Linked DNA regions of Homo sapiens: region 2 is linked to region 1. Evidence: chromatin loops called from intact Hi-C (ENCODE). Cell type or tissue: endothelial cell of umbilical vein. All regions are shown on one strand.

Region 1 (2,500 bases):
GGAATATACCTTCTGGCTATATGATTATTGAAAGTAGTAATAATTATTATAATCTAATTAATTTTACAGGCTCAGCCAAAAAAAATGCCATGAAAACATTCATCTACCTCTAATGACTTGAAAAGTTTTTTCAAATTGAAATCCTATTTTTTCTAAAACATGTTTCCCAACTAGGGCTTTCTGAGAATAACTTACACAATCAGCTCATTAAACAAGTATGGTAATTTAAATTTCCTAAATAAGTACTCCATTCCTTTATTATTTATTTATTATTTATTTTTGAGACAGGATCTCACTTTAGATTTGCAGTGGTGCAATCACAGCTCACTGCAGCCTTAACCTCCTGGGCTCAAGTGATCCTCTTACCTCAGCCTCCCAAGTAGCTGGGACTACAGGCATGCACCACCATGCCTGGGTAATTTTTGTATTTTTTGGTAGAGATGAGGTTTTGCCATGTTACCCAGGCTGGTCTCAAAGTCCTGGGCTCAAGCGATCTGCCCACCTAGGCCTCCCCAGATGTTGGGATTACAGGCATGACCCACTGCACCTGGCTATAAGTATGCTATTCTAAAGAAAATATAAGCCTGGCCAACATGGTGAAACCCCGTCTCTACTATAAATACAAAAATTAGCCGGGCATGGTGGTGGGCGCCGGAAGTCCCAGCTACTAGGCAGGCTGAGGCAGGAGAAGCGCTTGAACCCAGGAGGCGGAGGTTGCAGTGAGCGACAGAGTGACACCCTGTCTCAAAAAAATAAAAAATAAAAAATAAAAATAAATAAGATATATTTTCATATACTAGTGAGTAAATCCTGACAAATACTACTGTATAAAAATAAAATACAATTTTTATACTTTTATAAGTACTAAGTGAGCCTGCTATGATGTGTTGTAAAGTGAAGAAACCTTCATAAAATAATAATTTTCATAGCTATAATTTAAAAATAAATTATAACATTAGAATGCTCCATTTTTAAAAACAATGACACCTGTAAAAAGTTTATGAAAATCTTTTAGCCTGGCCTCTATTCCCACCAGTTAACATACCCCCTCTGGTGGACAAATGGAAACTGTACATTTAGTGTATGGGGTTCTTTTTTTTCTTTCTCTTTGTTTTCTTCCTCCCTCTCTACCTCCTTTTCTTCCTTCCTCTTTTGTCTTCTATCCTTTTTTCTTTCCTCTCTGTTGCCAAAATTATAGGGATTTACTTATTTTATCAAACCATCTCTCTTTTCCACCGGACTCAATACAGTTCTTGCTTTTTTAAGAGACATTTTTAAGACCTATTTCTCAGAGAACCACCCAAGGAAGTAATCAATTTCAGTTCTGAAGACAGAACTGTAATTGAGATACAATTACAATTGGGGCAGGAAGAAAATAAAGACAGGTATTGAAAGGACTAAAACAAAACATCAGTAGTAAAATAAGCAGGAACTCAATTATGACAGAAAACACTTCACTAAATGCTGAGTAAATGCTAACAATAAATGCAAACCCCCAACAGCAAACTGGAATTAGACTGGACAAGAATGGGATTCCTTATGTTTGTTTCACAACTTTATAATAATTAATAAACTACTGTAGTTGGTTTATTCCTACAACTAAGGTGAGGAACCCCAGGGGAGCATCACAGAGTCCTAGTGAACATGTGGTGCCCTTGAGAGAAAACACCCCACACAATGGCTATGGGGAACCATTTGCCACTTAACACCAGTTTTGACTAGATGTAGACATCACTGCAGTGGCCAAAATTATACTGATTTACAAGTTTAGAAAGAGACTGATTATTACTCTGTTACCAATAATAGTAATAAATAGTATAATAGTAATAAATAATAGTAATAATAATAAATTACTATTAGTATTACCATCGTTGTTCCAAAGCTACACAGTGAGCTGAGAGCAGTCAGATGAGGGTTGGCTTTTTGCTTGTTTTGTTTTTCCACCCACAGCATTTCCAAAGGCTAGTCAAGTTCCAGCCATGTGCTTTAGATTAAGTCAGGTCTGTGCCATCTTTCAGCGCTCATGAAGCATTGGCCTCTGGCAGAGGCAGCTCTGAGAAGTTAAGGTTGGCTTAACTATAAACAGGTTCTTCCTTGTTCAGAAAGTACCATGCATCTAGCGTTGGAAGATGGTTTAAAAGTCATCTATTCCAGCTGGGCACAGTGGCTCACGCCTGTAATCCCAGCACTTTGGGAGGCTGAGAAGGATGGATCACCTGAGGTCAGGAGTTCAAGACCAGCCTGGCCAACACGGTGAAACCCCGTCTCTACTAAAAATACAAAAATTAGCTGGGCGTGGTGGCGCTTGCCTGTAATCCCAGCTATTCGGGAGGCTGAGGCAGGAGAACTGCTTGAACCCGGGAGGCAGAGGTTGCAGTGAGCCGAGATTGCACCATTGCACTCCAGCCTGGGTGACAGAGCGAGACTCCGTCTCAAAAAAAAAAAAAAAAAAAAAAAGTCATCTATTCCAAACTGCCACCCAGTGCAAGGATCCTTTCTG
Region 2 (2,500 bases), 380 kb before region 1:
GGCTGAGGCAGGAGAATCACTTGAACCTGGGAGGCAGAGGTTGCAGTGAGCCGAGATCGTGCCATTGCACTCCAGCCTGGGCAACAAGAGCAAAACTCTATCTCAAAAAAAAAAAAAAAAAAAAGACGCACCGGGCGCGGTGGCTCATGCCTGTAATCCCAGCACTTTGGGAAGCCGAGGCAGGCAGATCACAAGGTCAGGAGATCAAGACCATCCTGGCTAACACAGTGAAACCCCGTCTCTACTAAAAATACAAAAATTTAGCCGGGCGTGGTGACGGGTGCCTGTAGTCCCAGCTACTGGGGAGGCTGAGGCAGGAGAATGGCATGAACTTGGGAGGCAGAGCTTGCAGTGAGCCGAGATGGTGCCACTGCACTCCAGCGTGGGCGAGAGTGTGAGACTCCATCTCAAAAACAACAAAAACAAAAACAAAAACAAAACACTTCTATAGCACTAACTACCAGATATTGTTCTTATGGCTTTTTTTTTTTTAATTGAGACAGAGTCTCACTCTGTCGCCCCAGCTGGAATGCAGTGGCGAGATCTCTGCTTACTGTAACCTCCACCTCCTGGGTTCCAGCGATTCTTACGCCTCAGCCTCCCAAGTAGCTGGAATTACAGGCCTGTGCCTCCATGCTGGCTAATTTTTGTATTTTTAGTAGAGATGGGATTGCACCATGTTGGTCAGGCTGATCTTGAACTCCTGGCCAACTCCTGGCCTCAAGTGATCTGCCCCCTTCAGCCTCCAAAAGTGCTGGGATTACAGGCGTGAGCCACTGCGCCCAGTCTTATTAGGGCTTTACATATGTTATTTAATCCTTGTAACACATGAGGTAATATTTCCCTGTGGGTGAGGGTGGAAGGCTGGAATTTTGATGCAAAATTGTGCCCTCACTTGTAAGCTTAAAAAAAAGATCTGCCTCTATAGGATAACTTGTTAGCTTTAGAGTTCAAAATAAGGAGCATGCTCCATATCTGCCAGATCCTTGGATGTGGGGGCAACTCCAGCGTTCTTAAAAGGAAGGCTGGCCGGGCGCGGTGGCTCACGCCTGTAATCCCAGCACTTTGGGAGGCTGAGGCGGGCAGATCACGAGGTCAGGAGTTCGAGACCAGCCTGGCCAACATGTTGAAACTTCGTCTCTACTAAAAGTACAAAAATTAGCTAGGCATGATGCCATGCGCCTGTAGTCCCAGCTACTCGGGAGGCTGAGGCAGGAGAATGGCATGAACCCAGGAGGCAGAGGTTTCAGTGAGCCGAGATCGTACCACTGCTCTCCAGCCTGGGTAACAGAGCTAGACTCCATCTCAAAAAGGAAAAAAAAAAAAAGGAAGGCTGTGCCCAAGTCTACTGCTTTTTTGCTCAGGAAGACAAATTAGTAGCCCAGTCTGAACTAATGGCAATCACAGTTATCTTTCTTGCTTGTAATATCAATCCCCTAATATACTGAAACCATAGGGTGGGGCAGGTGGGATGGGATGTTGGAGAGGAAGTGGCTGTTTTCCAGGCCCTTCGGGACAAGCCAGGAGGAGCTTCTAATAAGCAACAGAAGAGGGCAGCAGAGGACCAGGATTGAGCTGCTTCCCCTCCTAGTTCCACGGGAGGGAAAGCGGTGGTGGAAAGACTTGAATACCTAAGGCCACTCTCCATTCCGTTTCTGGTCTGTGACCTGCCCTGAAGTTAGACATCAGGATCTAATCTTCTGCAATGTTTTGCCCCTCACAAAATTCTTCAGTTCATTGTGTATATCTAACCTGCTTGCTGTTTGGAAGATTAGGTTGGAGATTTAATGTTTTTTTTTTTTTTTTTTAGTTTTTACTCTTTTTTTCTGTTTTTTTAAAAATAGAGATAAGGTCTCACTATGTTGCCCAGGCTGGTCTTTAACTCTTGGGCTCAAGCTATCCTCTTGCCTCAGCCTCCAAAAGTCCTGGGATTACAGGTGTGAGCCACCATGCCCAGTCTAATTTTTATCTTTTTAGTGATGGAGTCTTGCTATTGCCCAGGCTGGACTGGGCTGTAGACCTAAGACTGAAGATCAGGCTTTGGATTCTCATTCTACCTGAGGTGGAGCCAATCCCTAAGCCAGTGATGATCCCAGTTATGTGCCTAGCATACTAACCACCTACTAGGCTTTGTAGATTTGTATAGAACGGGGACACTGCACTATACCCAAGGAGCTTGAAATTTAATATAGAAGGAAACTATGTAAAATAATGTTTCAAGTTTCTTGTTCCAGTGTGCGTGCACATTGTGATGGAGCTAGAGAAGAAAGAGCAAGGCTTAGGAAAGGTGAAAATTTGATTTGAGTTGACACTTGAAATAAGGTTATTGCCAAACTGGCCATGTGGCTTTGCCGAAGATGGAGCCTTGGCATGTTTAAAATAAGACTGGTTTACAAGGTCCCCAGGGGTACTCTGTCCTTATCTGCCCCTCCCCTCATAAGTTTGGTTTGACTGCAGCTCCCTAAAGCACCACCTAAGGTAAGTCAGGGGCATTGGCTGC

What was found. Peaks named below come from ENCODE experiments on the same cell type or tissue, not always from the same donor. Only the 100,000 strongest peaks of a DNase experiment are listed, where the experiment ranks them.
Region 2: it touches region 1 in a loop (29-fold over the local background); 67 of 110 quality-filtered maps call a loop at or near these places.

What each region holds. Positions count from the first base shown.
Region 1 is chr1:202,342,512-202,345,011 of GRCh38, reverse strand. No RefSeq gene overlaps it. Among named protein-coding and RNA genes, the nearest start is that of UBE2T, 1.8 kb to the right of the region's middle. In endothelial cell of umbilical vein, a CTCF peak has its summit at 1,058; no DNase peak of the experiment used is centred here; H3K4me3 peaks cover 5 bases.
Region 2 is chr1:202,718,830-202,721,329 of GRCh38, reverse strand. No RefSeq gene overlaps it. Among named protein-coding and RNA genes, the nearest start is that of SYT2, 9.6 kb to the right of the region's middle. In endothelial cell of umbilical vein, a CTCF peak has its summit at 1,555 (motif pointing right); a DNase peak (open chromatin) is centred at 1,569.